Regions from separate parts of the Homo sapiens genome. Here region 2 is linked to region 1. Evidence: chromatin loops called from intact Hi-C (ENCODE). Cell type or tissue: PC-3. All regions are shown on one strand. Each heading gives the region's core, and the rest is flanking DNA. Links, peaks and the distances in the headings are about the cores only. Region 1 overlaps PLA2G4A (phospholipase A2 group IVA). Region 2 holds the start of PLA2G4A (phospholipase A2 group IVA).

What was found. A loop is a pair of places that touch in the nucleus more often than their neighbours do. Peaks named below come from ENCODE experiments on the same cell type or tissue, not always from the same donor. Only the 100,000 strongest peaks of a DNase experiment are listed, where the experiment ranks them.
Region 2: it touches region 1 in a loop (6-fold over the local background); 3 of 110 quality-filtered maps call a loop at or near these places.

What each region holds. Positions count from the first base shown.
Region 1 is chr1:186,879,187-186,896,187 of GRCh38, reverse strand. PLA2G4A (phospholipase A2 group IVA) reads right to left here. Exons shown (of 18, transcript NM_024420.3): 4 at 3,029-3,177; 5 at 1,977-2,090. Among named protein-coding and RNA genes, the nearest start is that of PLA2G4A, 59 kb to the right of the region's middle. In PC-3, for the core only: no CTCF peak of the experiment used is centred there; a DNase peak (open chromatin) is centred at 7,657; H3K27ac peaks cover 2,266 bases.
Region 2 is chr1:186,813,367-186,830,367 of GRCh38, reverse strand. PLA2G4A (phospholipase A2 group IVA) reads right to left here and starts at 1,419. Exons shown (of 18, transcript NM_024420.3): 1 at 1,333-1,419. In PC-3, for the core only: no CTCF peak of the experiment used is centred there; no DNase peak of the experiment used is centred there; H3K27ac peaks cover 2,707 bases.

The sequences.
Region 1 (17,001 bases), core at 2,866-10,865:
TGTGTATAGTATCGATATATTTAATCACTTATTTTAATTACTTTATAGTATTAACATACTTTTAATCACTTTCAATCACTTATTGAATTATATGCTTAATATATAAACTAAATAATATGTCAGTATATACTGAACCATAAAATATATCAAATTATAATTAAATGTATTCATATGTAATATACATTATATTATATATTATCATATGCATGTATTATATATACATAAATAAAATTAACTTGCTTAATCATAATGATTCCCTTAGAAAATATTATTTCCATTTTACAGATGATTAAACTGAGGAACGGAAGAGTTAAGTGTTATTTTCCCAGAATAAAACAGATGGCAAGGAACAGAACTGGAATTTAAACACCAAACAGCCTGTCTTTCAATGCCAAAGTGTTAACCACAGTTCACTGTTCAACTTGTTCAAAATCAGCTACTGCTATGGAGGCATCCCTAGCCTCCTCTCACAACACAATCGTTCTTTATTCTGCCTTCCCATAGCACTCTATACATGTCTCATTGGTACTTATCTCACTGTCTGGGGATTTCTTTTTATCACACGTATGTATCTCCCTACTTCCACTTCTCATTTCAACCTTTACTCACCTCCTTCCCAGAGGGAGATAATTGAGGGAAGAACTTCCTGTACCTTATTCTCTATATTCCTTGAACAAAACACAATGGCTGGCACACAGCAGATCTTCAATAAATGTTTGTAAAAGGAATGAATGAAATAGCTTTAAAAGGGGTCGACAGAATTGTGGTGAGTGCATCTCTTGGCATGAGACAGAAGAAATGCTTTCTGCAGCAGGTGGAAGCACCAAGGAGTGCATGGACCAGAGCATCCTCAAGGTACCTGGGCCATTCTGATTGCATGGACTAGTCAAGAAGCTCATTTGGGCTAAGTTGGTTTCTAAATAGGTACACATTCATTCCATAAATGTCATCTATGTAATTAATTCTGTAGGCACATTTAATCAGTATTTCAAGTTTCCTGACTTAGAGGATTTTAGTTTACAAGAGGAAAATGAAACATTGAACAGTATAAATAATGTAGTCCCAATGAATACCATAGATAATTATCATGGAGACTCAAAGGAGGAAGACTCATTTGGGACAGTAACAGGAAAGGCAACATGGAGAAGCTGAGAGTTAAGGGAGAGGTAGGTTGAGGTGAATGTAGGGACTTGGAAAGTCATTCTAAAGATGCGCAGAGACACATTGTCTCTCCCAACAACAAGAAATTAGTATGGTAACCAGCCTTACACATACAGGCCCACCAGTTGTTTACATTTCTTACTACAAACTACTAAATTAGTTTCTTACAGAATTCAAAATCCAATGAGTTTATTCTGTACAAAATTATTTACCTAAGGTTTCATTATTCCAAAATAAACTATCAAAATTTCAGAAATGTAGCAAACCTAGAAAGTCAAAGATAACAATAACCTCCCATCAATCCTTTTGGCCTTTCACTGCTTTGTCCCTATTTACTTGAGGATTCTCTGAGACAGAAATATTCCCCCAGAGAGATTTATTACTAAACATGTGGTTTTGGAATAGTCTGAATTTCCTAACATTTTCCACTGAGTTTGTTTACTTGTTCTCTCTCTCTCTCTCTCTGCCCCCAGCTCTCAGATTTTGCATGTCTTTTTATCCTCCCCAATTTTTTGTATTAAATTTTGCCATTAGAGTCCAAAGGCATTGCTGAATCCCAATGTCATCATTTGGAGCAACAAAGGAGATTAAAGCCTTAGTAGTGTTTGGTATAATACCTCAACCAAAGTTTATAGATGTCAGAATAATTTTTAAAATTAGGACAAAAAGTAAAAAGAAAAACAAAATTTTCTCTTTAAAAAGCAAACATTCTATGAACAAATAAATACAATTTTCCAAGTGTTAAACCCAACTTCCCAGAATCAATAGACTTTATCTAACATAAGGTTGGAATATAATTCTGCAGTGTTACTTACTTGGTTGAAAATAAAAGGAACTTCTTTCTTTTCTCCCACCTTCATAGAAGATACAGTAAATGTTGCTGTCCCTAGAGTTTCATCCATGACATAATTGGCATCCATTAACGTAATCTACAGAGTAAAATGTAAAGCACAAAAATAAAATTTCCCATGGATCTTTGGAAATGACATCTATAATTTCCACCACATTTAAAAAAATGAAGCTCTCAAATGATATTTAAGAGTCCTTGAAGATCTCAATATTTAATTAGTAACAATACTTTTATCTTTTCCTTTTTTTTTTTTTTTTTGAGACAGGGTCTCACTCACCAGGCTGGAGTGCAGTGGCGGGATCTCGGCTCACTGCAACCTCCACCTCCCAGATTCAAGCGAATCTCCTGCCTCAGCCTCCTGAGTAGCTGGGATTACAAGCAAGCGCCACCACATCCAGCAAATTTTTGTATTTTTAATAGAGACAGGGTCTCACCGTGTTGGCCAGGCTGGTCTCGAGCTCCTGACCTCAAGTGATCTGCCTGCCTTGGTGCTCTGAAAATGCTGTGGGGTGAGCCACAGTGCCCGGCCAATCTTTTCCTTCTGAGTACTGTGTTTGCTATAAGATAATAATTTTTCACATTTTCCTGATTGATTTATTCAATTATCATGTTTTCAAAAACGAAACTTTATCTCCTCTCTACTTTGGAATATGAGAAAGATATTAATGCAGAAAATCGATACAAATATTTTGGGAAAAATTAATTTTCACTTTTTAAAAAGGCAATTTAAAATATTTTTATTCTGTTATACTGGGATTCTCTCCTTGATAGCAGAAAATATGTTTTCTCCAAAGCACGTGGGGAGGACAGCAGTTTTCCCAACCCTACCTAACTCCTGTATGTCCTGATAGACACTCATATTACTTGACAGACACCATTTAGATTCTAGTCTACCAAGCTGCCCAGTCTAACTCCAACTATAGCTAACAGGAACAAAAAGGCAGTAAAAGGACAAACTCAAGCATGTCTCTCAACATGAATCACAACCATCTAACAGCATCCAAATGGTTCACTTACCTCCAAAACATTTTCCTGATTAGGATCCAAAATAAATTCAAAGGTCTCATTCCACACAGGGTTTATGTCATTATTGAAATGTCTTGTTCTCTTCCTGCTGTCAGGGGTTGTAGAGATAAAAAGTTCCACATAGGGATCTGGAGTATCAACTACAGATAGTAAACACAAACAAGAAGGAGGTAGAAATGTGATTCATAGTTCCTAATTTTTTTATTAATATATGTTGTCAGTTTATTCTCAATGAATCTGTAGTGATGTATTTAAATGTCTGAGACAAGATAATATACACATAATAGAAAAACATCATAGGGTAGATACTTTTTACATATGTCGCTGTCCTTCATAATAGTCCTGTGAGAGGGAATTGTTTATTAAGTGATTTATTCAGAATTCCTCCATCTATCTAGAGAGGACAGGTTCAAAGCAGTCAACATCTCAGTCAAGCTACTACAGGATGATAACAATGTCACCCAGCTAACGCCAACATGACCTTCACCCAGGACTGTGATAGTGACAAGATCATGGGCTTAAAGCTAGAGACAAATGCACAGACCTACTGTGAACTCATTTTTGACAAAGGTGCCAAGAACATACACTGGGGAAAAAACAGTCTCTTCAATAAATGGTGCTGGGAAAACTGGATCTCCATATGCAGAAGAATGAAGCTAGACTCCTATCTCTTGCCATATACAATAATCAATAAAAATGGATTAAAAATTTAAATGTTAAGATCTCAAAATATAAAACTACAACAAGAAAACATTGGGGAAAATCTCCAGGAGAACAGTCTGGGCAAAAATTTCTTGAGCAATACCACACAGGCACAGACAACCAAAGCAAAAATGGGCAAATGGGATCACATCAAATTAAAAAGCTTTTTTGCACACCAAAGGAAAAAAAATCAACAAAATGAAGAGACAACCCACAGAATGGGAGAAAATATTTGCAAACTACCCATCTGACAAGAAATTAATCACCAGAATATATAAGGAGCTCAAAAAACTGTAGAAAAACATCTAATAATGTAACCAACAAAATGAGCAAATGATTTGAATAGACATTTCTCAAAAGAAGACATACAAATGGGAAACAAGCATATGAAAAGTGCTGAACATCATTAATCATAAGAGAAACGCAAATCAAAATTACAATGAGATCTCATCTCACCTGGATAAAATGGCTTATATCCAGGCAATAACAAATGCTGGCAAGGATGTGGAGAAAAGGGATCTCTTGTATAATGTTGGTGGGAAAGTAAATTAGCACAACCACTATGGAGAATAATTTGGAGGTTCCTCAAAAACCTAAAAATAGAGCTACCATATGACCAAGCAATCCCACTGCTGAGTATATACTCAAAAAAAAGGAATCAGTATACTGAAGAGATATCTGTACTCCTGTGTTTATTGCAGCACTATTTACAATAGCTAAGATTTAGAAGCAACCTAAGTGTCCATCAACAGATGAATGGGTAAATAAAATGTGTTACATATACACAATGGAGTGTTACTCAGCCATAAAGAAGAATGAGATCTCGCCATTTGCATGGATGGAACTGGAAGTCATTATCTTAAGTGAAATAAGCCAGGCACAGAAAGACAAACAGCACATATTCTCACTTATTTGTGGGATCTAAGAATCAAAACAGTTGAACCCATGGAGGGGGCAGAAGGATGATTACCAGAGGCTGGGAAGGGTAGTAGGGGGCTGGAGGGGAGGTGGGGATGGTTAATGGATACAAAAAAAACACAACAGAAAAATGAATAAGACTTGCTATTTGATAACACAACAGGGTGACGATAGTCAATAATAACCTAATTGTTCACTTAAAAGTAACTAAAAGAGTGTAATTGGATTATTTGCAACAAATCATAAATGCTTCAGAGGATGGATACCCTATTCTCCATGATGTGATTACTTTACACTGCATACCTATATCAAAACACTTCACTTACCCCATAAATATATACACCTACTATGTACCCATAAAAATTAAAAAGTAAAAGTAAAAAGTAAAAAAGAAAAAAAATTGAAAAATACTTTTTTTTAAAAAAAAGATTATATTTGTCAATGTTAGAAAAATCATCCTGCTTACTTTATCAGATAAAATAATGGAAGTCATTGTGAGAAGAATATTGTTTATTGTTATAGAGTTGCCTTGTATGGTTGTACAGGTTGTACACTGAACAACTTTAAGGGGTGGCACTCATATTAAAAATCAACATGTATTTATTATGGCAATATTCAGATGGAAATGAGGTGTCTCTATGAAGCAACAATTTTTTTCTTTTCCTTTTTTTTTTTTTTTGAGACAGAGTCTTGCTCTGTTGCCAGGCTGGAGTGCAGTGGCACAATCTCAGCTCACTGCAACCTCGGCCTCCTGGTTCAAGCAATTTTCGTGCCTCAGCCTCCAGAGTAGCTGGGATTACAGGCACATGCCACTATGCCCGGCTAATTTTTGTATATTCAGTAGAGACAGGGTTACACCATGTTGGCCAGGATGGTCTCGATCTCCTGACCTCCTGATCTGCCCGCCTCAGACTCCCGAAGTGCTGGGATTACAGGCATGAGCCACCATGCCCGGCCAGTAACGGTTTTTTCTATTTCACATAAATACCCACTTGAATCAGGGTATGATATGTGTGCCCACTGAAATAGAACAAAACAATTGCAAATAAAGAAATTATTTTAATTTCCTCCCATTACATATACACTTAGCAACAAAGCGAGTGACCCAAACTGTGCAAGTATTGATCACTCCTTTTTTAGGATTCCACCGAATCCTTTAATGTCTTACAGCACTGGACACACTATACTTTATGGATGAAATTATACATCTATCTGTCTTTTCCTACAAGACTATAAACAACTTGAGGGCAAAGATCTTGTCTTCCTCAGCTGTACATCTTCAGAAGCTAACAACAGAAAGCGACAATTACAATATTTAAGGTTTCCTAACCTATCGACTTGACTTTCCCGTTTAACAGGTGCTTTTCCATGCGGCCATTATAATTAATAACAAAAACAACAAATAACTAAGTAATGACTACAGGGATCTGTGTTAAGTACTTTACACACATTAGTCTCATTTAAATCTCACAATCGCGCTATAATGTAAGTACTTTATTTTAGTGTTAAAGTAACAGGAACTGAGAAATATTAAGCATTCTGTCCAATATCACATAGCTAATAAGTATCAGGTCAAGTTCTTGAACCTGGGTCATTTGACTACAACAATCATTCTCTTATTACATCATGTTCCTCAGTAACAAAAATTAGATTACAGGGTATGGATTCTATGGAAAGAGGAGCTGGAATTAGAGGAAGAGAAAGAGAGGGTGAGTGCAAGAGTGAGGGAGGGAGGGGGGAGAGAAGAAGTACAGAGGTCTAAACAAAAAGATCCAACAGTTGAAAATAAAGGAAAAGCAAAAATAATAGTTTCTGACCTATTGATTGGGTTTCCCCCCCAAAAAAATTTAAATAGATGTTGTCTGTCAACAACAGCTATGGTCATCAAAAAACGTAATCAATGTCTTTCACTTAATTGTTCAGTATTGCTCCTAGTTCTTTATGTAGTCATCAGCTTCTTTAGATGCATGTGTATGTTTAGTGGTTGTTATTATAAAACGGGAGGATCTACAAACAAGGTATCAGCCTTTGAGGCTGCCTTTAATTTTCCGGCTTGGACCTTATACATCATTGGTAAAGAGCAGTGGGGCAAAAGTGAGAGTGCAACACAAATGCCCAGGGTTATTGTAAAAACATAGACCCCGACCTTCATCCCCGAAGACCCATTGTCTGCATATCTGTAGTGGAATTAAGGGCTTGCAATTTTTAACAAATAGTCTAGCTGACACTGATGTGGATCATCTTCTGGTCACACTTTTGATATCCTATTTTAGACAAAAGGGGAAAGCCAGTCATTCTCATTTCTAACTCAGTGCTTATAACTCTCAACAGGACCATGGAATACAAATTAGAGAACAAAAAGATTGAGTGGGAAGGATGATAAGGTGAAATGGGCCAAAGAAGAAGAGAACATGTCATAGGGTAACATTATCACATTTTCAACCAGGAGGTGACTGCTTCTTTTCCTTAACCATGTTTCTACCATATCACCAGTGCTCAGGATTGCAAATCAGAAGTAAAACTCCATATTTAGAATAGCAGTTGGTAGAAAATTATCAAGAAAAATATGTAATTTTAAGGAAAGTATTCAATTAATGCTTCAAATTATGTGTTACAAAACATAGCCCTACATCATCTCATAGGGCCAGATTTTTCTCATAAGGCCAATGCTCTTTTTTTTAACCATTTTCCAAGAAGTAATAGAAAAAAAACAAAGCCAAGCAAAAACCAACGTGGAATACAAGAGTGTGTGGGAAGGGGAGGCATGCAAATGGCAAACATCATTCATTCATTCAACAAATACATGAGTGCCTACTATATGCCAGGCATTGCTCATTCACAAGCAGTTCAGCCTTGATAGGGAGCCAAACACTAAACTGAAAATTCGGATTATGGAAGTGAGTCAAATGTTAATAGCCTAATTTTAGAGGCAAGGTAAATTGAAGATAAGCAGTTACACTACCCCAGTGACTAGTAACTCAGTCACCCAGATTATTACACACAAATAAGGTCAAATCGTAGGTGGGGAAATTGCCTTTTCAGACTTAATCTTTACTTGAATCTTTGGGAAAGAGGAGGGTGAGGTCTACTTGGCCCAAACAAGAAGGAGCAAGCTGCAAGTGAAGTTCCTTGGAAGGCACCAGATGGGAAAAGGAAAGGACAAATTGAGAAGCACCATGAGTCAAACCATTATCTACCCATCTTCTCAGCCATTTTAGATTCTCAATGGGTCATATTTTTAACAAATTCTAATTCTGACAAAATGATAAAGAAAATACCATAAAAACAATACCCACACCATGTTTATATATTAAAACATCCACAGACTTTGTTTAAAAAATCAGAATCCAGTTTAATAGCTGTCATGTTGGATTTGCATTATTTAATTTTACTTTGAAAGTAAGTCAGCTTTCTAAAATGTATGTCCAGAGTGGCAGCGTTTCTAATTTCTCCTCTTGATTCTTTAGCCAGAGACTTCAGAGTTAAGATGTCAAAGGATGCTGGACAGTGGAAAACTACCAAAACTGCACACTTTGATTTTGCAATCTGCATCAGCTCTAATCATTGTAAGCTAAGAAATATCTATAACAGTGGTAGATAGGATAAAAATAAGTTTTAAGAGGCTAGTTTAAAGTTGGATTACAATAATCACATAGCTCAGTTTCTTTGCATAATCTATAACCATCACTGGCATGGTAGCAAACAGAATTAGAAGATTTGAAAAGGAAGGCAGCCCACTTTGACAGTAAACACAGCCCAATACTTTAGAGAAGTTTCAAGGAATGAATTAAAGAAAAAGTTAAATGTAGAATTTGTTTTTTCCTGTACATTATACTTATTTCATGGCTTTGTCAATTAACACCTATAGGGCAATTGCGTGTTGAGTCACTAACTCAGCCTCATCTTCATTATTTTCAGCCAAACATGTGGTGAAGCAAAGATGTAATATGTGGGCAAAAACCCCTTTTACATCTCATCCTTTTATCTAAATCTTGACAAACAAAAAATGTCGGGGGTGTGGAATACAGATCTTTTTTCTTCCCATAAAGTTGACATGAAACTACATGCACCAGAAATAGCTTCAGGGTGGTAAAACTTACTACTAAACTTCAGGAGTTTAAGGAGCGCCTGCCTGAAGTCATAACAGACCCATTTGTCATTTCAGCTTTGTCCAAGTAATATATCATGTGATTCATGAACTCATGGCAGCTTCTAAACTCCTAGCTCTATTTTAAATATTCTCTATTTGCCTATTTCCCCTTCATCAGTAGCAACTTAAACCTCTTGTTTGAAAAACAGATTACAAGTAATTTGTTACAATTCTTGTGATAAATAGGAAAAAAAAAATCCCAAAGGGGAAAGTCCTCCCAAATGTGTAGTCAAAATATGGCCCATTCTGAATACCTATGGTTCAATGACAGTGAGCTTAAAACAGTGTTTCCCCAAATGTAGTCCATTGAAATACCATGACCTTCACGGATTCATCTGCAGTGCCGTTAAAAATGCAGAACCTTAGCACCTTCAATCATATTCTCCAGCATGGGCCTGGAAATCTGCATTTTGACAATTGACCAGGTGATTATTATTCAGACATTTGAAGAACAGGGGCTTAAGGTATAATATTACGAGGAACTAAAGAACAGGAGTATAATAACACCCACAGAAAAATTACAAACATTTTGACATTGAGAAGGCAACAAAGTTACTGTTCTTCTGTCAAGGAGTTATTCTGCCCATAGACTAGATTAAGCCCAGTCCAGTCATTTACTTCTATTTCTCTCCAGACATAAAATACATTTTCAAATGGCCACGAGAAAATAAATGCAAGAATAAATTAAGTGTGGGTGTGTTAGTTGGCAATCTGTTTAAGGTGATGGACTGCTCTTCAAATGTTATGCTTCAATTATCAACAAAGTAGAAATGACTAAACGAGAAGAAGTAAGACCAAAACTTAAATGAAAATTTGTTGAACGAAATGCCTCTGAATACTATTCTCAGATGTGGTCATTCCTTTGATATATTTATGATGTAATAACATTGCTAATTACACACAGAGATCTTAGAGCAGCTTTTACGATTGTCAACCTTTTCGCTACCCATGTACTAAGCTGGTTGAGGTATGAGGTAGGAGTTAGGATTCAGTCTTTTTCCCTGTGTAACCAATAGACCCAGCATTATTTATTGGGAATACTGCCTTTAGCCCTTGCATTGCAGTATAAACTTTGCATTAATCAAGTGGTCACATAAAAGTGTAAGTCTGTTTCTGGACTTCGTTTGTCTATTAGTCCATTAATCTATCATTTAAGCTTGCATCTATACCACGCCTATACCAAACTGTCTTAATTATAATATTTTTATATTAATTGTAATATCAGGTAGTCTAAGTCCTGGAACTTTGTTCAATATCTTCAGGATTATACTGGCAGTTGCTTTATTTCCACACCTCAAAGATGTCAACTAATATCTTATGGTTCCTCTCTGTTTTGTTGAGAAATCCACTCTTGGTCATTTGCTTTTCAATATATTTTATTGGCTACAGAAAATACCCAGCCATTATATTTTCAAATATTACTTTTGCCCTATTCCCTCTCTCTTCCCAATGCTTTTTGTCATACCCCAGATATTCCTTAGCTTTTTATTCTATATTTTATTTCCTTATTTGTCTTTTGTGTTTCAGTCTGGATATTTTCTATAGACTTATTTTTCAGTTCAGTAATTCTCTCTTTAACTGTTTTCAAACTACAGTAAAACCATCTACTGAGTTCTTAATTTCTTGTGTTTTTCAGTTTAAAATTTTCCATTTGATTATTTTGTATATATCTGGTTTCCTGGTAAAATCCTCCATCTTAGCATCTATTTTCTTGAACATATTACTCTTAGTTATTTTAAGATCCATATCCAATACTTGTGGATCTGTTTGTTTCTTGATCTTATTTTTGTTACACTCATATTCTATAAGCCGCTGAATATTTATAATTCAGTCAACCTTTGACTGAATGCCAGACTTTTTTATGACAAATTATGGAAGAGCTAGATCTACCTCCACAGATGACCCACTTTATTCTCTGGCAGGCAGAGAAAGTAGGACTGATAGCCTCTATTGCATTTTAACAAATGAATTGATTTCATTCTTTGTAAGGTTAGTCTACCTCTTGTTCACTCCCACTCTAAGGCTCCCAACTTAAAGTCAAGGGTATTTATTAGGCCCCTTTTAATTTGGTCTCTCTGATCTCCTTGTTTGTTTGTTTGTTTGTTTCCTCTTATGAGACTGCCAATATCTTTGTCCTGTTTTTCAGGTTTTTATTTTTGCTTCTCAGACTGTTGCCCTGCATGAATCAAGAATTTGGCTAGTGCCTCGTGATGAAGGTGCTGGCTGTCAGGCATACTTCTTCTCTAGGCTTTCTCTCAAGGAACTTGGCTTCTCAAAATCAACTTATTTTGTCCTAAAATCCAGTCTTTATACCCCAAGTCCTTTGAGGTTGACAAAGCTCTGCTGGATTATTGGCCTCTTCACTGCTTGGCTACTTCCCATATCCCTATCACTCCCCTCCAACCTACCTAGATGCAGCTAACTAATAGACTGAGGGAAAACGTGGCTTGCAGAATATGAGCTTATTCCTTCTTTTTTTTTTTTTTTTGAAGACAGGATCTTACTCTGTCAACCAGCCTGGAGTGCAGTGGCACCATGGTGCCATCTCAGCTCACTGTAGCCTCAACCTCCTGGTTTCAGGTGATCCTCACACTTTAGCCCCCTTCCCCAAGTAGCTGGGACTACAAGCTCACACCATCATGCTCAGCTAATTTTTTGTGTTTTTAGTAGAGATGGGGTTTTACCATGTTGTCCAGGCCTGGTCTCGAACTCCTGGGCTCAAACAATTCATCTGCCTTGGCTCCCCAAAATGCTGGGATTATAGGCATGAGCCACCACGCCAAGCCTGGCTTATTTCTCTTCTGAGATCTTAGTCCCTCAAGTCCCAGTTTACTCATCAGCTTTTCATTCCTCTAGACATTTAAAAAAATTAATTTAATATGTGTTTCCTAAGTTGTTCTTAGGAAAAGTAAATACACTGCTATTAGTCACTTTAGCATACTTCAGTGACCATTTAGTTCCTAACTTGGCCAAACTATAATCATCCCTATCCTTCCCCTCCACCCACCATTCTCCACATGGCTGCTAAAACATGTACTGTTTTTTTCAAGCCACCTACCCTACTTACTACTTCTCTTTTGAGGACACAATTCAGACTCACACTTCACTAAAAAAAAAAAAAAAAGGGGGAGGATTAGATGTAGTCCTTCAATTTTCCTTCCCTATATCTCACAATTTAAAAAATATGTTTATAATTTAATAATGTATTCATATTTAAGTTCTTCCTCTATTATCTTAGAAGTAAAAGTATCCTTACACTCTTCTCTCAATACCGCTTCTCTCGGATATTTCTTATTTTTTAATCCCCAGCCTCAAATTTAATCTGTAAATATTGGTTTTGCCTTAGCTACTTTCTCTCAACTTATAAATATAAACAAATATTGGGCATCCTTAAAAAAATGAACAAAATTTCATTAATTCTTACAATTCTTCCAGATCTTTTCTCTCCTACATCAAAGATTTTGGAAAAATATAGTCTACACTTACTGCTTCTAAATCTCATTATTCCATAAGTTTCCAACCTACTGTCCTCTGCCTTCTTCTGTTACCCTAATCGGTTCATTCTCTCGAACCTAACTTCAATGCCAAATTCAGTGAGCTTTTTCTCACTTTACTTAACACATATGCAACATCCTTGGTGCAATTATCTTTCTTTTGTGTCTAATATATCATTATTTTGTGATTTCCTACCTACCTCTCTAAATAGTTCCTCTATATCTTTCACCAGCTTTCTCCACCTCAACTCATCACTAAACTGTGGACTTTCTTCTTGTGTCCCTTACAAATCTCTTATTAGAATTCTTCAAAAGGAAGCGAGGCCTTTGAACACTGTATTGCTCATGTAGTCAAAACCAAGTTGCAAAGGAATGATCGCAGTTATTTATATGGTCTTGAAAACACTCAATATGCACCCCTCATATCACATGACATGCATTAATTGTGTAGTCTAGTTAATCTCAGATCCTTTAAAGTTGATTATCTTCAAGGTTTAAATGGCAGCTACAATGCATTCCTTCATATCCTCAAGGCTACAAGGGGGAAGAAGTATAAACATGACATATATGAGGTTCTTGATTATATGTTAACATATAATCTATTCTTAAGTAATATATTTTGAAATAGTTCAATCCTGTTTAGTTACTCTGAATCAGTTCTGGATTTTCTTTAACACTCCTTTAGTTCTGCCTTGCACATAAATGTCAGTGTCTCCCTAATCTACATCTGTGAGCCCTACCTCCATTCTGAAATCTTAAATCTGCTCTCAAATGCCTCAAAAATACCTTGAATACCTTAAAGATACCTCAAACTCAATATTTACAAAGCAAACTTATTTTCATCATTCTTTTCCTAAATGTAAGACAAAAATTAATACAAAACAAAAAAAAACTAAAATAAAAACTTGTTATTTTTCCTCACTTTCTTTCCTATTTTATTTAATGATGTCATCTTTTCTAACCGTCTGGCCTAGAAACACGAGAGTTGTCTTTTCTTCACGATTCAAATATCCAATCTGTCTCTAAGTTTTAGCTTTTCACTTGCAAAATGATGTTAACATCTGACTCCTTCATTTCATTCAAAATAATTGCCCCGATTCAACTAAGCACCACCTCTCACATAGACTATTAGCATAATCTCTTAGTTGCTTATTCTCAAGGCACCTTCTATAATGCAACCACAACTATCCTTCTGAAACACACTTTTGACCTTCACTGCCTACCAAGTCAGGCCTAAATATGGTGAGAAAGACTTAAAGGCTCCCTCCCAACCCCCCATCAAACCCAAGGTTCTCCCTCTAGTCAGTGACCCTTCTCAGCCATTCACTGGAATATCACTCTACGGCAAAGAGGCATCTTTGGAATCTACACATTTCAAACATTCCACACAGGCATATTGATGGCAGAAATATTCATTCTAACAGATCTTTGCTGTACTTTTAGTTGTACATGTTGTTATGTTTTCTTTTGACGTTTTAGCTGATAGCTAAAGTTTATTCAAGTTGTTGTTCTTGTCCCAAGAATATCCAAGATAAGAGTCCAAAGACGGTACAGTTAAGAAATATGGGGAATGAGATGTTCTCTCCATTCTTTCCTTATCTAGTCCCCACTTCCCTAGTCAACTAGTTGTTTTGTTTTCCTATTGGGTGAAACTGGCAACTTTAAATCAAGTTCCCCAGAGGTTTTATCTAGATACATCTGCATAAAATAAAAATAATTCCACATAAAGCTTCAACCTGCTGATTAGGTATTATTATTTCCATCAGAGGTGAAGAAATTGAGACTCAGAGGCATTTAGTGAGCTGAGCAAGTTCATTCAGAGTTGGGGTTTTAACCCAGTCTTTCTGAAACCAGAGTTCTTGCTCAGTCAAATATTCCAGTACTAATAACTTCTACCTCTTTTTGTCTCTATGAAACTGTAAACTCCATGATAGCAGTGAGCACAGCCTTCCTATTCACTCCTGTGTCCAAGAGTCTCACATGAAGTCTGAGATATAGGAACATGATACACATTACTAAAAGAAAGGATGATGGACTGACCCTAACCGATACTGTGGAACAGGTCACCTTTATCATAGGCACAACAGTCTCCACTCAAACTTCATTTTACTCTTTGGTAATAGGTCTCAACCCTCCTGGTGTTTGTCCCCAACCTGTTTATTTGGATTGTAATATAAATCAATGTCAGTCATTTCTTCCAAGTATATTTGTAATTAACCTTTATTTGTAAGTATTAATTTTATATTAAAAAAACCTGAACCTCAGCTTACCTCCCTTCATAATAACTCCAAGGAATAGGCAGAGTGCCACAGGACTTGTTTACATGTAGCAGCCCCTGCTCCCTCCAGAAAGAGATCAAAATTATAAGCGTTATGGCTATAGATGCTGAAAGACAATTCCTGGGAATTGCTGGGAGTGCAGAAGCTGGAAAAGTTAGTGAAGAATCCAATGTGGTTTAGTAAACAGAACTTGGGCAGTAATTCTGTGGGGAGAAAGGAGTAAAGATTTTACAACAACTTGAGCATTGCCTAGGAACTCAAATGTGGAATGCCTTTCCCTCATTTGAAATTACAATGCAGTTTTATTAACACTATGTTGAAATCCCTTTATTAGGCAGTCTCCAAGTTAAGCTGTACATTTCATTTCCTTTTTTCTCATAGGCTGAATATGTATAATAGTGCTTTCTAAAGTCACATTTCCTTTTGTAAGGGAGTGTAAGGCAGCATGACACTATCAGAAAGTGCCATCAGTCAAATGGATGTCAGCAAGACAGCACAATAGTATCCACTCATGATCAACTTGGTACATTTCGTACTAGCAATTGATTTAGTACATTAATGAATAGCTAACTGAGAGTTGGTATACAATAAAAATGATTTATTGCAAAGATGTTGATATTCATGGGAAAATGGGGAGAAATATACGCCAAAACAACACAAAGAAGACTAAATGTAGATCTAAAACAGAATTGAAAGTGTCGTTGTTGCCTGCAGTGTCATTTTACTTAAACTTCTGTGATATCTTCTTGGAGGGAAAAAACATATCTTTGGAATCTGTATCTATGCTTGGAATGTTTTAAATGCTTAGAATGTACGGATGTTTCTTGGAATCTTTCTAGATTGAATAGAAAGAGTAATTCTCCAGAAATTCTTATATACCGTGATAAAACATATTAATTTATTCATATTATTCATTTTAGCTATATGGATTTAAATATATATGAATTCCACTTACTGTAGGCAAGAAAAATTATTCTTTTTCATTAAAAAGAGATTCTTAACCTTAATGCTATTGACATTTTGGGCCAGGTAACTCTTTGCTCTATGGTGTTGTCCCTGACTTCTAGCTGCTAGATGCCAATAGAAATACCCGATTTTGACAAAAATGTCTCTAGAATATTGCCCAGTGTGCACCAGGAGGCAAAATTGTTTCCCAGTTTAGAACCACTGCACTAAAGCAAGACATAATTCTTGATATTTATTCACTAGCATAAATCATAAAAAAATAGCTAAGCTCCCTAAATAATATATATTGGACAGATTATGTCAATCTCACTTTAAATATTGTTCTTATGATTTTCTTTTCCAAAATTGAAATGCAACCCCTACCCATTCCATATATTAAAAGGCTACCTAAGTTATAAAGCCCATCTCAATCTACATTCAAGCTGTAAAGTCTTCTCTTATTGGCAGCATTTTTCCAAAGGGTTATTTAAGCCCATTTCATCTTCCCACTTACCCCACACACTGCTCACAGGCAAAGCTGCTGCACAAGTAAACATTGAAGTGAGGCAAGTTTGAGTTCCAGCCCCAAAACATAACAGCTCTGTGATTCTGGACTATGTTAACTAAACTTTAACCAAAGTTCTTACACAGGGCCTGTTGTGGGGTGGGAGGAGGAGGGAGGGATAGCATTAGGAGATATACCTAATGTAAATGACGAGTTAATGGGTGCAGCACACCAACATGGCACATGTATACATATGTAACAAACCTGCATGTTGTGCACAAGTACCCTAGAACTTAAAATATAATAAAAAAATATATATATAAATAAATAAAAATAAACAAAAATTAAAATAAAAAAATTAAAATAAAGACAGTACATATCTCAAAGTATCACTGAAATGAATACATAAAGTATGTATAATGTAAAGTCCTAAGAAGTTTGCTTAGGATTTTTGTTTATTTAAGAAACACTTATATTGTGCATACTATGCCATAATTTCATTTAAGCTTCATAAATAATAGTAGGATTATTACTCCCATTTAACAGTTGAAGAAACTGAGACATAAAACAGCCAAGTAACTTGTCCAAGTTCACATGGTTAATAAGTAGCAGAAGGGAGATTTGAACCCAAGCAAGACAGTTTCAGAGTCCTTGTTTAAACCACTAAACAATGCTTCCTCTTTGTTATAAATTACACACTCCATAAAGTTACCCACAGTAGATATTATCATTATTTTTCTTGTAATTTTCAAGGTACTAAATAAGTACTAACTACATAGCACATACTCAGCAATTACTGATGTGGACATTAGTCAGGCCTTGCTGGAATACGCACTGGGTTATATTTCTTTAATATTTCATTTCGAAGTTAAAATCTCAACGTTGTCATTTTGTTTTGCATCTGGAGATTTGCATTATTCTTATACATCAACTAAAAATATTTTTGTCTGGAATTTTATCTAAATTATTTC
Region 2 (17,001 bases), core at 3,049-11,048, 66 kb after region 1:
CCAAAGTGCTGGTATTACGGGCATGAGCCACTGCGCCCAGCCAGAATAACTTACTTTTTAAAAATATGTTAAAAAGATGCAATGTCTTATCTCAAAAAATATGCTTCCCCTAAGGGAAGTTTGTAAAACTCCTTTGAGCAAATGCACATTAAACACTTCTCTATGCATTTCACAATTATTGCTTAATTTAAAATTTAACTCTTCCGGAGCTAATGAAAGAAGTAAATACCTGTTTCTTATCCCAACCTCTAACTTGATTGGCAAGGTGTAGGAACCTGTAGAATGTAACTTTAAAATTCTTAACAGAGCTTGTTTCACTACAGTCCTCTACAAATATCCCTTGAGCCACAATTCTAAATTTAAACAACAAAGAGAAACAAAAATACAAATCTTCTTTGAACTCAAATTATATTGGCAAATATAACTTTAGAATTGACACCCATTCAGACAGTACGCCTCTAATACTCTCCATCTGCCTTAGCTGAATAAATGCTGACATCATCAACCCATATGAGGAGTATTTCTTGTTCTGGTTTTGGAGGTGAATTTATTTTTAAGACTAAAATGATTATAAATTGTAGGAGACAGATACATTCATCCACTGATACTTTAAAATCAAATACCTTTTTTTTCTGTTTTTTTTGGAAACAAAATTACTGAAATATCCACACTCAAAATTTAACTATGTAATTTGATCAAATCTTTTCTAGTATCTAGTTTTGAGATTTTTTTTTTCTCTTGGCAAGCCAAGTAACTTAGGGGAAGGGTGGATCATCAGAACACCAGTCCGTTTACAGTTAATTTTTCAATAATCCTCTTTCTTTCGCATAATTCTGCAAAATATTGACTAGCCAGGAAAGCGTCCCATAAGTAACAAAAATGACCAATTTTTAGAAATTAAAAGTTAAGTGAGTCAACAAAGTCTCTCGCTAAAGATCGCTAGGGCTGTCAAACAGCACAGCATGCTGCTGCTCAAGTTTGGGGATCAGTAACCATTGGGTGTCATCACGTGGAACGCTAATAAGCGCCACCTCACCGCCGTTTTGAATGCTAACTTTCTGGGATTCCAACCCAAAGAAACACCTTAATCTTTGACTCCACAGTGCATTTAGATCCAGGAAGGCAAATCTGCGTGGGTTTGAAGAAAATTGAGGTCCCTAATCTGTGTTTCACTTCAAAAGGCAGAGGACATGCTGACTTTTTAAAGCAGCGAGGTTTCCCCTCCGTCCTTTCTTCCTTCCAAGTAAACTACCAAGTAAAAGCTAAGGAGGGTGGGAGAGAGAAGTGGAGCAGAGGAAGAATAAATATATTGCTTACAGTTCCCAGAGTTACCTGAGAATCTTCAGGCTCCTCAATGCCTCTAGCTTTCAGTCAGGATCCTTTTTCAGCTCCGGACTTAGAGAAAGTCTTATCCTGAGTAGGAGGGGCTAAAATGTGGGCTGGTCTCCTTGCGCTTTTGCAGATGTTTTAAGGTGGAATTAAAGGGGAAGAGGGAGAACGCTCTCTTCTCATAGAAGCTAATATTGTAAATGTAAATGCTTAGTTATTAGAACCAGGAGTTTGAAGTCAGAAAATATGCTTAAATAATATGTAAATTAATCAGTCCTAAATTCCATGAGTGCTGTTGTGGATTTCTGTGTGTGTGATGTGTGTGTGTGTGTGTGTGTGTGTGCGTGCGCGCGTCTGAAATTGCTACTTGTCCTTAAGTAGTAACTACTTCCTCCTTTTTTCCAAAGGAGAACAAAATTGAAAAGACAGTGAATAACCTAGAGCATTTTTGCATTATTTAAAAAGGCAAAGTTTATAACAAACCCCAAATATAAAAATGTACATTTTTAAAAAATGAGTATCAGACCACTTTAAAAATCAAATCTGTTTAAATATTTCCACTCCAGACTCAGAACACCTGTGTTGATAATAATTTCTTTGTAAATTTAAGATTAAAGGCATACCAAATAATGTAATATATATGTTGAGATTTAGGGAAGAAAATGAAATCAGGTTGAATTCCAAATTTGCAGTGTAAATCCAAATACCTTATAGCACTGTAATGAAGAAGGTGCATTGTTTAAATGTACCCAAATTCCATGAGAATCAATTCATGTCTTTAAAGATTGACATGTTCATTTAGTATATCTTGTTTTTCAAACACAGGATCTTGTTTTTGCCTTTAATTAAATACTGAACTCACTCTCCTAACTCTCTTACAATATTTTCAAAGAATATAATTTCACTAAATCTTCTGGAATATCTGCTTTCTGTAGCCCAACATTCAACTCTTATTTGTTTTTATTTTTTTCCCCTAAATTCAACCTGGCATATTATAAATCTCTCTTTGAAAAAAAAAAAAGCCAGTAATGTCTTTTTTAGGAAGGATAGATTTATAATAAACATTTTTCGGGCTGGGCACGGTGGCTCACGCCTGTAATCCCAGCACTTTGGGAGGCCAAGGCGGGCGGATCACGAGGTCAGGAGATCGAGACTATCCTGGCTAACACGGTGAAACCCCCGTCTCTACTAAAAATACAAAAAATTAGCCGGGTGTGGTGGCGGGCGCCTGTAGTCCCAGCTACTTGGGAGGCTGAGGCAGGAGAATGGCGTGAACCCGGGAGGCAGAGCTTGCAGTGAGCCAAGATTGCGCCATTGCACTCCCGCCTGGGCCACAGAGCGAGACTCCGTCTCAAAAAAAAAAAAAAAAAAAAAAAAAAAAAAAAAAAAAAAAAAAAAAAAAAATTTCTCTTTCCAAAGAAATCCCTGAATTTCTAGAAAGGAGGTGTATGTTAATTAGAGGAGCAGAGAGCACACTGGTAGTTTTCATCTCTTTCCCCCAGACACAACTGGTGAAAGAAAGAATCTATACTGCAGGGCATGTTCGTTCTAAGACTCTGATAAAAAAGACTCCCTGGAAAAGCAGCTTCACAGTGCTTGCTTATAGAGCACAAAAAAAGTGCTCTAGTGCTTTTTTGATAACAAAAAGTTATAGCTCTCAATATTTCCAGATGATATCCAATAGTGTGTCATGCATTAAAGATAAAAAATTTATTTAAACGCTTTTAAAGAAAATGTCATTATATGTCATGGTTAGGGTTAATATATACGGGGAGAAGTTTGTCTCTTTCCCGCCTTACTAAATGAAGCTGATTTATCTCCACCTTTATAATGAATAAAGGCTGCTGCAGGTATGTCTTTTCCTCTCTGGAATCAGTGCAGACCAAATCCCATTTACCCATTTTGTGGTTCTATGGCCTCCTTATCTCATCTATTTTGGCTCACTACTTGTGATCTCACTGTTCACATAGACCCCTAGGTGGATAGTACAAGTTCAGATTTGCCGTCTTCACTTTGCCCAATTTCCTCCAAAAATATTTTCAGCATTGACCTACTGACTTCAAAAACCTCTGCTTCCACCTTAGGTAAGATAGGCCCTGACTTCCATAGCGTGCTTCAGTCTATAGGATCAATTATGTCTGAAGACCCCTCTCCACTTGGTTTGTCCATCAACAAAGATTAGTCATCTGGGACCCATCTGAAACTGAGAAATATCATAGCAGCTTCTTTGAATCCAATTCTACCATTTGCACTATTTCCAGCTAATAAGTTTCATGCAGTTTGCTAGTAATTTTCCACATCTTTAAAATTTTAGAAAGAGAATAATAAGCTAAGAACTAGATAAGTAATCAAAAGGAACAACCCCAAAACTGGCCAAATTAACTAACAAAGAACACCTACTTGTCAAAAGCCATGGCTCAAAAACCCCAGGGGGTTGGGAGGGGGAACCCTGATGTTTGTATGATTGATTTTTCTTTCTTTCTTTTTTTTAATTTTACTTTAAGTTCTAGGGTACATGTGCACAACGTGCAGGTTTGTTACATAGGTATACATGTGCCATGCTGGTTTACTGCACCCATTAACTCGTCATTTACATTAGGTATTTCTCCTGATGCTATCCCTCCCCCTGCCCCTCATCCCACGACAGGCCCCCGTGTGTGATGTTCCCCGCCCTGTGTCCAAGTGTTCTCATTGTTCAATTACCACCTATGAGTGAGAACATGGGGTGTTTGGTTTTCTGTGCTTGTGATAGTTTGTTCAGAATGATGGTTTCCAGGTTCATCCATGTCCCTGCAAAGGACATGAACTCATCATTTTTATGGCTGCATAGTATTCCGTGGGGTATATGTGTCACATTTTCTTAATCCAGTCTATCATTGATGGACATTTGGGTTGGTTCCAAGTTTTTGCTATTGTGAATAGTGCCACAATAAACATACATGTGCATGTGCCTTTATAGTAGCACAATTTATAATCCTTTGGGTATATACCCAGTAATGGGATGGCTGAATCAAATGGTATTTCTAGTTCTAGGTCCTTGAGGAATTGCCACACTGTCTTCCACAATGGTTGAACTAGTTTACATTCCCACCAACACTGTAAAAATGTTCCTATTTCTCCACATCCTCTCCAGCATCTGTTGTTTCCTGACTTTTTAATGATCGCCATTCTAACTGGTGTGAGATGGTATCTCATTGTGGTTTTGATTTGCATTTCTCTGATGACCAGTGATGATGAGCATTTTTTCATGTGTCTGTTGGCTGCATAAATGTCTTCTTTTGAATGATTTTTCTTTCTTTATGTGGAGTTGTTTTCTGTTATCTTTTTTACTATTTCCAATTCACCTATCTTCTGCTCTAACTATATGAAACTGCTTTGTTTCTGATAAACTTGAGCAGGGTAATGAGGTAGTATATGAGAATTAAATCTGGATAGAAAATGAAGATGATTAGCCAGCATAGGGTACTAAGAGAGAGTTGAATAGGGAATCTAATCCAGATTGCAGGTAAAATCAGAAAATGGCTACCAATCAACTAATTTACTTATAATAATGTATCCTTCTATTCCACAGGCTATGCTTGAGTCTTCTGGTCCAACTGTATTTATAGTAAAATAATAAGTTGATATTTTTGCTACTTATTTGTATCTGTGAATATAATTAACATGAATCATTTCTCTTTTTAGGTATTAACAAAATCAATCAGGTTAGTAAAATAGCAAGTCACAGAAAATGATTTTCTCACCTTGTCAAGTTTTCTGGCATCCCACTAATTGACCTCTACCTTTCATTCAAACTAAGAGACTATTCTCCTTGCACATCGTTTCCCTAAATTCCACTAGAATAATCCTACTCAACCTGCAAGGCTTAGCTCAAGTACTATCTTGTCTGGAAAATTTCCCTACCCTTTTCCCTGTCCAGCAGAATTCATTATTCTACTTGTATGAGAATGCTCATTAGAGCACTGATCATGTATTATACTTGGCTATACAAGAAAAAAAATATTTTATATTCCATCAGGGCACAAGGCAAGTCTTTCTCATGTTAATAAACCCTCTTTTCACCTGAAGTTTATAACACATTGGGAGCTCAATGGATGTTTGTTGAATTTGTTTTCCATGATATCAGGGTCAAAGATATCTTAAACCTGACACCTAAATAGCACTCTACCTGCCACTGCCATCTCCATCATTACTAAAGAATAGACATTTTATTTTTTTAATACCCTCCAATCCACACACACACTGATAAATTACTGACAATATAAAACTAACAAGAAGTAAGGATGAAATGGACCCTAATTAAAATGTATTTACCATGAATTTAAAAATCAGATGTTATGATGAAACTACATTTTTCAGGAGAGTGTATCTGTGAACAATAAGACCTATATTTTATAGCTAAATATCTACTAGTAGTTACACCTACATTTGCAAAGATCTTTTGACCTAAACAACGGAAGCAATACTTTTCTCTTACTTTGAATTGAACTCATTAAACAAATTATTACTGCTTAATTAAACTTTTCCCTCCTTTTTAAATAAATACATTAGGAAAACTATAACAAATAAAGTACTACTAAGATTGACTGTTACTCTTTATATAGAGCCTATAATGGGCCAGGTACTTGTGTTAGTACTACATTTGTTGTATCACTAACCATTATATTCATGAAATGAGACATTATTTTCTTTATTTAGAATCTCGATATTCAGTAAGCATATAAAATTTGTAGTGAGGCTGGGATTTTAATCAAGTCGGTCCAACTCCAAAGCCCACAATTTTTCTAGTGTATCACACTCTCTCATAGCAAGTTTTGTTTGGCCATATTTTCAGCTTTGTCCCAAGTCAACCAAATCTCTGACTGTTAGGGAGCAGTGGTAGTGGAGTTACTAATAGATAATTAAAGCCTCCATTATCCTAAGCACCCAGGCTAGGAACCTTCTACTATTCTCTTCCACATCAGCAATTGTCAGAGTCTTGCCCCTTTTCTTCCTTCAACCCACCCAACTCCTTTATTTATCTTCTGGTTTCTATCTTCACATTTTTATATCTGCATTTTCCTGTCCATTTTACTATCAAAATATTAACTTGTACTCTTGCTTTACTATTACTTACATATACTACCATACAATCTTTACTCCTGCATCTCCTTTTCAGTCTTAAAATCATCCTAGCCTTCACTAACAGATAGACATTCCTACAATTCAGGTCATTTCACTACCCTACCCATACCATCCACTTCTCTATACTACCTATTGATTTATATTACTACACTTTAAAAATACCTCTTTCCTTTTGCAGATGATGTAGAAGTAAAAATTAAATCAGAATACTCTCAGATTTTATCACAAATTACAAATAGTCATACTGTCAACAATAAATATGACAACACACATTAGAAAATTTTGGCTACAGACAAACCATGTTCAGGACCTTTTGATAAAACTGAGTTGTCCTAATTCATTTTACCTACTTGTGGCAATAATTTCACACATCGTTTTCTGCTCTCTAAGAGTCCTCTAAATTTGGTAAAGCAAATGCATGTCTAGTTTTAGTAATTCTGTAGGAATGGGCACGAACTCAATTACTCACCTCAGAAACTGACTGGCAGGCACTTTGCAGGGTTTTAAAAATACTTGTGCTCTTGGAATTTAAATGTACTGACGACAGTGAGAAAGGCAGAGCCTGTGTCCTTTGCTTTGAGGTAATCCTGAGTAGGAAGAATTACTGCTAAGTGAATTTCCAGTGCCTCCCATGTAGCTGAACTCTGAAAGATGTCAGTAGAGAACTTTTATAGAACATTTGGCTGTCTAGGGCTAAGATAATAGCACTATTCCTATACTTATATTTATAAAACCAATGACTGAGCAGCTTCAAAAGCTCTTTGCTGCTTGATTCCCATAATAAATCTCCTCTTATATGTGTGTGTGTATATATATACATATATATTCTATTGGTTATGATAGAATGTGTGTATGTGTATGTGTGTGTATATATATATTCTATTGGTTATGAATATATATATTCTATTGGTTATGATTCCCTAGAAAACCCTGACTAATACACCTATTGAGATATTTTTACATCCCAGAAAACAGTAAGATAGTCCAAGAACTGAATTTAAGACAAAAGATGAATATCCTAAACAGTTGCCTATCCATTTTTGCTTATAACTTGCTACAGTTAAAGAAAGCACTGTAATGTCAGATAATATTGTGATTTATCACTAAGATATTAAAAAGAGTTTATGATTCTTTTCCTCTAAATCACAGTCTAAAATGACAAACTCCCTTTCACTTTGCTCTCTAAATAGTTCCATTTTCCTTAATAGCCACTCTGATATTTGTATTAAACATGGGTAGCAAGGTTTAGGTTCTGTATGATCATTTATTTTGGAATGTTCTACCAACTCTCACACAGTATGCTCTTTGGATATGATATTTGCTTAATAAATATTACCCATTCACCCAATAAATGATTCATTTATTTGATCATTTATTCACAGTGATGTTTAAAGCCCTGTGATAGGAAAACCTTTAGAATTTTGTAATGTGTCCTCTGCTTCTAAGTCCTCAAAGAGTCAGATGTGAGTGCTTAGGGAAGTCCTCCTAGTATATGGGTGACATATACTGGAACTGTGTGTGACTTCTGGGATAAGCTAGGGTTATAGAGATCAGGTCCTGGCAGCATGGCCACAGCCTGCAGTGTTACCATTCCACTCTAAAAAATAGGAAACCATTGGCTCTAAGAAGGTAGGTGATTCATCCAAAATTAAACATCAGAGGAGGACAAACCAAGCCTTTGACTTCAATTTACTTATCTCTTTCTATAGCCATTTCCCATTGCCTACTCACAAATAAATTAATTGAGCATTAGAAGTCAAAGCTTCCAAGCAAATAGGAAATGGAAAATAAAAGCTAGGAGTTTTTATCTACCCGTACTTTGTTTTGTTTCCTGATAAGATTTTTTAAAATTTATATTAGAAAGGTAACAAACTCATTGTTAAACGTTTTGAAAATGAATGTACCAATTTTGTGTTTCATTCTTGTGTCTATGTGTATTTTTTTCTTTCTCCATTCCAAATCATGACTTTATGTTCCATTGTCAAGGAATCTTTTTAGTTTGTACAACTACTGCAGCACCCTGTACAAAACATGGAGATTATTACACTCTCCTTCCAACTTCCCACCATCATCCTTCCCAATTATGTTTGCATAGCCCAAATTCTTATGGAGAATTATGAGAAGAAGCAAAACACTCAGGCAAGGTAGGAAGGATTCAGACGATTCATGTATTTAGACTCGGTATCAGCAACCCTCATTCCTCACATTAACAGCAGGTAGCAAGACTTCTGAGGAATGGCTACCTGGCCACATGGTAGAAGATAATTTGTATAAGATTGATGAAACAGATACTTGATTTAGAATTAGGAATTTAGTGCTTTATACATGGTAATGCATAATATTACATAGCAATATGTAATAAATAGGAATACATAATGTATAGTAATACATAATACATAGTAATGCATAAATATAACATAGCAATACATATTAAATATGTATTTAATAAGATTTATAAATATTTAATCTTCAAATTGCCACTTACCTTATAAAATAATGCCTTACTAGGAAAGTCAGTTTATTCTTACTGGGAAACAATTTTACCACATGAAAATTTGAAGAACTATTTGAGGAGAAATGAAGAGATTTTGGATAACAAAATGCATGGTGTCCATGGTAACATTGGACTATATTTGCAGGAGTTCCCAAGACTCAAGCTTGGTGCAGAGGTAGGAGAATATTTCTTAAATTTCAAGGCATGATATGGCTTGAGCATGGATCTACCATTAGTAACTAGCGTATTACTAAACCAGAAGATTCTATTCAAAGGTTTGAGGCTTTACAAGATCCATAGGACACTTGCACAGCTTGGAGAAATTGAAGGGGAAAGAAGTTTCAATAATGCCTGAAATTAAACTTCCTAGCCAGTTGGGGGTTAGGAGCAGTTTAACTTTGACTTATCAAAAGAAATGTGGCATTTCTTAATCTAGTGCTATAGAATAGAAGTCATACCCATTGTATCTAGTTACACAAGAGAAAGATAATTTTAAAAATCATATATCCCACCACCCTAATATAACAATGGTTAGCGTTTTGTTGTCTATAATTTTTTTTTAAATTTATGCTGGTAGATATAATTTTGATAGGATTATACACTATTCTGTCATCTCTGTTTTTCTCTATTCACAGTATGTTGGAAACATCTCCAAGACCATAAAATATTTTTAATGGTTGTATAATTTTACAGTGTGTGGACACACAATAATTTATTAAAGAATCACTTATTTTAAGGTGTTATACTGTTTTCAACCTTTTCACTTTTGCAAACAAAACTTTGATAAACATTTTTTAACAATCTCAGTTCAAGTCCACAATGAAGTGAAAAGGCAAGGCAGGGCGTGGTGGCTCACGCCTGTAATCCCAGCACTTTGGGAGGCCGAGACGGGCGAATCACAAGATTGGGAGTTCAAGACTAGCTTGATCAACATGGTGAAACCCCGTCTCTACTAAAAATACAAAAATTAGCTGGGCGTGGTGGTGTGTACCTGTAATCCCAGCTACTCAGGAGGCTGAGGCAGGAGAATGGCGTGAACCTGGGAGGCGGAGATTGCAGTGAGCCAAGATCATGCCACTGCACTCCAGCCTGGGCGACAGAGCGAGACTCCATCAAAAAAAAAAAAAAAAAAAAAAAAAAGAAAGAAAGAAAAAAAATAAAAGGCAAGCTTCAATGTGAGAAATCATTAGAACATTAATATTTTTACGTCTCCTTGTAAAAAGCAGCCTGGATCACGTAGATGGAAGAAGATTCTGGACATCCAAAGGAACCTGGGTAGAAAGGGAGGATTGGCTGCAAGAACAGGGAGAATGAACATGAGAGGAGAATAGCAAGCATTTATTAATGGTCTGGAAAACATATTTATTCTCATTTAATTTTTAATTGCACTGCAGCAAGTTATTACCTACATTGTACAAATGAGGCCTAAAATGATCAAATTGCCTAAGTTAATTTACAAAGTGTTAAAACACAGATCTAAACTCAAGTATTCCTGATTTCAAAGCCCATGGTGTGTGTTTGCTTGTTTCCTTCACCATTTTGCATAAGCAGAACTTAAACCAATAATAACAGTGTTCATGCAGTTTTAAAATATGTAACGAATGATGAAGGAAGCAAGGAGTTTAAGCTTCTGAAAAAAACTCTTCTTGCTATATTAGTAAGAGATGTGCTTGTCTTACTCTTCACCAGGTTAATATTAAACTCACAAACCTTCTTAAACCTGCTTTATGCAGAGATGGCATTACATTTTCCTATTACCAAACCTCTCTTCCACCAGAGGAATGAACGAGGAATAAAGTTAAAAGGGAATCATTACTCATCAACTTTTCTTATAACCTATTACTTCTCTTTACTTCTATTTGTAAAGACAAAAATACAGTGCCTACTATATGAAACAAACATGTTTTCAGAAATGTTCACTTGATCATTATTTTCTGAATAGTTTCAATCTAAATGAATATATACACAGCCATTTTATTTTATGTGTATGTTCTTTAGAAAAATTACAAGTCAGGGAAGTCTTAAAATAGGAGGTTTTCAGTTTCTGTTCCTATTCTGAGGCCACGTTCAGCATCTTTTTATGAAAACATAATGACTCATGAGAGTGGTCATCAAGGCATTCTGCTGGGATATATTTCCAAAGCTAACAGCCATCACGCAAAGGAATACTCGCTGAGAAACATCTGCCCTCTTTTAATGAATAAGCAACTACTAATAATATGGCTTCTTCATGAATAGGGAGATTAAGCCTCCTTCTAGTCTATCCTAAACAGCTCAGCTGTGGAATTCAGGCATATTTCAAGCTCTTTAAGTGACTTTGGGGGTGCTTGGTTCACAGGTGAAGGCTGTACCAATTTTCATCCCATCTCTGCTATAGTTAGAGCTGGGTCTACAAAATTTAGTATCTGTAACATTATTTATGTGATAAAATGTTGTAAGTTTGTGGACAAACTAGAAAAATGAGAAAAATCCTATATACAATAATGACATTAACTGTCCTTTCAGAGGAATTCTAAGGTTTACCATTTACTGCGAGATTATGGACTTAAACATTGGTGTTAAAATAGCATTCCAAATTTGTATATGAATTACTTTGTTTTTGTTTATTACTGGGTGAAGGAGGGAAGAGATCTCCTGATCCCTGATATCCAAAAGTCTGGGATTCGTGGCTTAAAACCTTTTTTTCAGAACAGCTAGGAAACTTTTACCCTCTTAAAACTCTTTTTGCAGTACAAATGTTTTCAACCTCTTAAGGAGTGTGATCATCAAGAAGGAAGACTTCGTTAGATTGCATAATAATGTGATAAATCATTATCCCAAACTTCCATTTGCTGTCTCTTCAGTTAATACAATCTGCCAGATAGCATTCCCTTACTGCCCAGATTTAGAGCAATCCAATATATTTTTCATCACACACAAACACACACACACACACACACACACACACACGGGCTCCCCTCTTTTCCTCATTTTCCCCATATCTTTTCCTAACAGTAGGCAATATGGTCATCATCACTTTAGTACACAAATATCTTGTCACTTTCCTTCCATGGCTCGCCAATTCCTTTAACATGGTCTCAAAATATCTGGTCCCATCCTGATTCAAGTCAGCCTCACCTGTTTCTCCTTACTCCAAGGCAATACTGTACTTCTTTCAATTTCAAGAGCATCCCATAGTCTTTCCTATCTAATTACTTTCACACATAGCCCATTCCTTTGCCACCATCTCTGCCTTGCTGGTGCCTGCATGACTTTCAATTTTCAATTTAAAAGTCACTTCCTCCTGAAAGGTCTTACCATGTCAACATCCCCCTTTCCTCTACCCAAAGTCTAGCTTCTGTCCTTTTGTTCCATTTCACCTGTAATTCTCCATCTTAAAACTTCTCATCACTTATGCAACACTTACATTTCCTACCAGTTTTATAGACTAGACAATAAGCTTTGGGAGGGAAGGGACTATTTTGTGCTCTGTCATATAAGCAATTCCCAACATGATGCCTGCACATGTTAATAATTGATATTCAATAAATATTTTCAAATGAATGAATCCCCTCTACTTAGTATTGTAAGTCCTTTTTTCCTCTTGTGGTTTTAAAATTCTGGATAGTAGACTCAATAGTTCATCTCAATTAATTCAAAAGGCAATGTGATGAATTGACACCACAATTTCCAAAGCTGTATTCTGTATTTAATATATGATAATGTGCTTTCCTGTAATGCTTCTCCTTTGTGTTACCCAATCATGCTCCCTAATTCTGGTTGAGCTTTTTTTTAAGATAAGGCATGATGCTTGAATTCTGGGTCATAATTAACATCAACTCGTATGCTGCTATTTATCATATCAATTTTAAGAATGAACTTTGAAGACTCTGTAACATACTTGAACTTGATGATTGAGGACAGCAGGGTTTCTTGGCCATTTATGAAGGGTGTGACACACTGAAATCATTAAAATTAGGGTAAACCGTTGAATTTTATCAAATGATTGCTATAGAGGAAACCACAACAGAAAACTGATCAGCCCCATCCTAAGCAGTTTAAAAAATATCAGGTGGTTATGTTGAGCAATGCTTACTGAATCTAAAAAGCAAAGTCACAAACATTTCCAGGCCTTGAAAACAAAAAAAAATGCACTTTGTATGTACAAAATCTGGAAAAGTTTTCTAATTATATACTTGTATATATACACATACATTTATGTATATATGTACACATTTGTGCATCCAGAAATGGTCTCTTTCAGGGCTAATTTTGAAATAAGAAGATGAAAGGAAAGAGAGGGTTAGATAGAGGAAAGAAGTGGCTCTAATTCAAAGAATTTTATGAATTTAGAGAGGACAATGATCCTTGAGATCACCTAAGAAAACTCTTACCAGTTTACTGGTAAGGTGAGGAACTGAGACATGGATTGTGCACTGATCTGCATTCACCCATTTCACGATTTTTAAATGGACATTAGAATGTTTAAAATTTGTAATGAACGTTAAGCAGGGTTTAGCCCTTCCTCAAGTTAGATGCTGCACCAAATTCCCTAATGCTTTTGAAATCCATTCATATTCCTGAAGCTATATTTGAATGAACTCTCTCCTTGTAATTTCACATCTAATGAGATTTTAAGTTCCGTTATTTTATCCCACTCAGTATCACTTAAATTATTTTTTTTTCTATTTCCAGGGCCCCAACTCTATTCTTCACAACTCCACAACTGGGGGATGTCATAAACTCCTCACTGGTCTCTCTGTAATTCAGCCTGTAGAAAGTAGCCAGAGTAGTAAGAATAACTATCTCAATAATCATTTTCATCATAATATATTACAGTTATCCTACCACTCAAAAGCTTACATTGCTCTTCATTGCCTACAAAATCAAAAAAAGTTCATAGCAATCAAGAACTGTCTGCCCTCCAACAGGAAATTTTCCTTTCTTCACACACATTAATGTGTTCAACCTCATCCGCTCTGTGCACTGGCAAATTGGATAGAATATGTAGGTAGTGGGAAGACCTCAACATTGTTTCCCATCCTTGCCTATCATCAGATGTATGACCTTGCTACTACCTTTTATCCATTCTGAGCTCAAGTTTATTCATATCTAAAGGGTATATGTGTTTATTTTCTACTACATTGACTTACTGTGAAAATTAAGACATAATTTAAGTAAAGCACCTGCCATATATTATATATATTGTACATTTTAACTATTACTATTTTATATATTTGCTCTGCCTAATTTCACAAAGGATTTGAGTAAACTATTAACTACATATACTTTCATTCATTTATGCAATCAATAAACATACACTGAGTACTTTTTTCGTTTTGGACACTATGTTAGTTAATTGGGATACAAAGAAGAATACGACATAGGCCCTCACCCTGAGAAACTTCACATAGGCACAACGTATAAAAATACAAACAGAAAGCAATGTGAGTATCTAGGAAAAGCAATACACTGTGTATTAGAGGATTGGTGAGTAAAGACTCCTAAACTGCCAAGATTTGGGAGCTGGGTCAAGGAAGATGGAACAGAATTTCAATCATTGGGCAAAGATGAGTAAAAGCTATGAAGGCAAAGAAAGAAAACAGAAGGCTATCACAAGTAGATGAATAGAATACTATAATAGTCATTATTATCATTATTAATTATTAAAGGCCTACATCAGAAAACATTGCTCAGTTCCAAGCTAACTTCTGGTTACCTTACTTACAGCAAATTGTGTATTAAATTCTGACTTTGCCCCAATTTATCTGTGACAGAGTCCTTACAACTATGCCCACACCTTGGTCCCTGGTGCTCTCCTCTCTGAGCTAGTTCTCAGCTTCTATATACCTCAGAATTGTGTTTTAAGTTCCCGAAGTCCTTCCTTCTTGGGTTCCTTATTCATCTTGCTTGCTTACCCATTTTGTTTCTTGTCTTCTCCTTGACCACACTGGCCTCCCAGGGTTTTGAATTTAGCCTGTCTTCTGGGAATACTTCCACCAGAGTAGGATCTTCCCAACCACACACCCCTGTGTGTATGACTTCAGGTCTCAGTTTAAATGCCACCTTTTCAAAGAGCATTTCCCTACCCACTTTCTTTCCTCACCCCCAAATTTTAAAGAACAAGTCAGTCTCTTCCTTCCATTATTATTCACTTTCATTTTTTGCATTGCAATTTTTATATGGTGATGTTCTCATTTGTTTCTTTGTTCTCTGTTTATTTCTCATTCCTTCTGCTAGGATATAAGTTATATACAGTTTGGGGCCTCACCTCTTGTGCCTAGAACACTTCTTGGAACATAATAAATGATCAATAAACATTAGACTAATGAATGAAGAAGTGAATCACTACCTCTACGCTGGCAGCTGACTCCTAAATTTCTGCCTTTCAGACTCTCATAGCCACTAGATTTCTGTTTCACTAGACTCTTAGTTTTAAAATCTCAAGACCTGCCCATTGGTTGTCACACAAGTCCCTACATCCACACGAGCCTAAATTCAACCTTCTCCATCCCAACTCTTAACTCATATTTTATTGATCAGCAATTTGACCCTCTTTTTACTTTAGCTAACAATATTTAATTGTCATCCTTCAACCAAATTTACTAATAGCATAAACTATTACCTAGACTTAGCTATAGGAGTATAATTTATTTCCATTATTACCTTAAGGTTCTGGTTTAAAACTCCACTATTCTCAACATTTTTCTCTAACCACCTTCTAAGAACAGTTTCTTGTCATTAGGCCCTTTATCAGTTTATTCAAGCTGAACCAAATTGTAATTATTACGGTGTTGATTTTATTTTTTAATGTCACCGAACATAGATATTTCTTTTCCCTTGCTATACTGTAAGAGTTTTAAATTAGAGATTACTATTTTTTAATCCTTATATTTATCTTCCATCACAGTTTCATGATTTCTTCTCAAGAGATAAAAAGTAAACACTTTCAAATAAAACTGTATTCCAATTATGACTGACATTATACAGCTTTGTTGTGACTAATCAGAGTGTCTGAATTTCACCAAATCCCAAAGCTCGTCACCTCTTCACTGCAATAATTATGTATTAGCATGTATTTCTTATGTAAAGAAACTCCTTTTATTCTCCTCAACCAAGACAGTGGGCTCCTTGAAGGCAAAAGCCACCTCAATAATTATGTATTAGCATAACTCCTTCTCTTCTCCTCAACCAAGACAGTGAGCTCCTTGAAGGCAAAAATCACAGCTCATTCATCTACGACTCTCTAATAGCTAACACATTGGTTGGCATATTGCAAGGGTTTAACAAAACTCTATTGAAGACCTAAGTAAATTAATTGTGTTTCCAAAGGTATCGCGGAGCACAGTAGATCTTTCACTCCACCAGTAGCCTGGAATGTGATGCTGAAGTGCTGGCTCAATGGTCAGGTGCAGATGGGTTTGCTGTGGACCCTGTGCTTCAGTACCGAGATGTAAAGGGTGCAACATTCTTCTTAACTTTCTTTCACTTGTTCTTGCAGAATGTCCATTCTTTCCTCAATGGAAAGAAAATTTGATTTGTAATATTTTAAGTGCTTTTTCAATTTACATGGTTCAAAGCCTTATAATCTATTTTTCTATATTTGGTAGCAAAGCAAAAGGAAGAATTGGTTGTACGTTTAGACTTAGAAGAATTGATTGTATGTTGTAGCAAAGAAGGAAAGGGGTGAAAATGATATGTTCCTGAGCAGGATGCTAAAGCAGCCACGTCTTAGGAACAAAAGAATCAGAAAACAAAGGAGGGACTGACTCACTTCCATCATTTAAGAGGCAGAGGATGAGAATTAGGTAAGGCTCAAAGTCAGAGAGGAATTAGTAACAGCTTTTACTTGAGGTTGGATGAGTGAACTCTTAACTTAGGGCTCATTACATTTCCTTGATTTGGTTCCAGCATCTGAAACAAAGCCAAGTACTGTACACAGGGTCAAGTAGGTCCAGGTGTAAAGATTGGAGAAAAACAATAACAAGGAGACAGGCAGGACATCATCTTCTTGGGTGCACTCATAGATTTCATCATACCCATTTGAGTCCTCTGTTTATCAGGCTTATTTACTG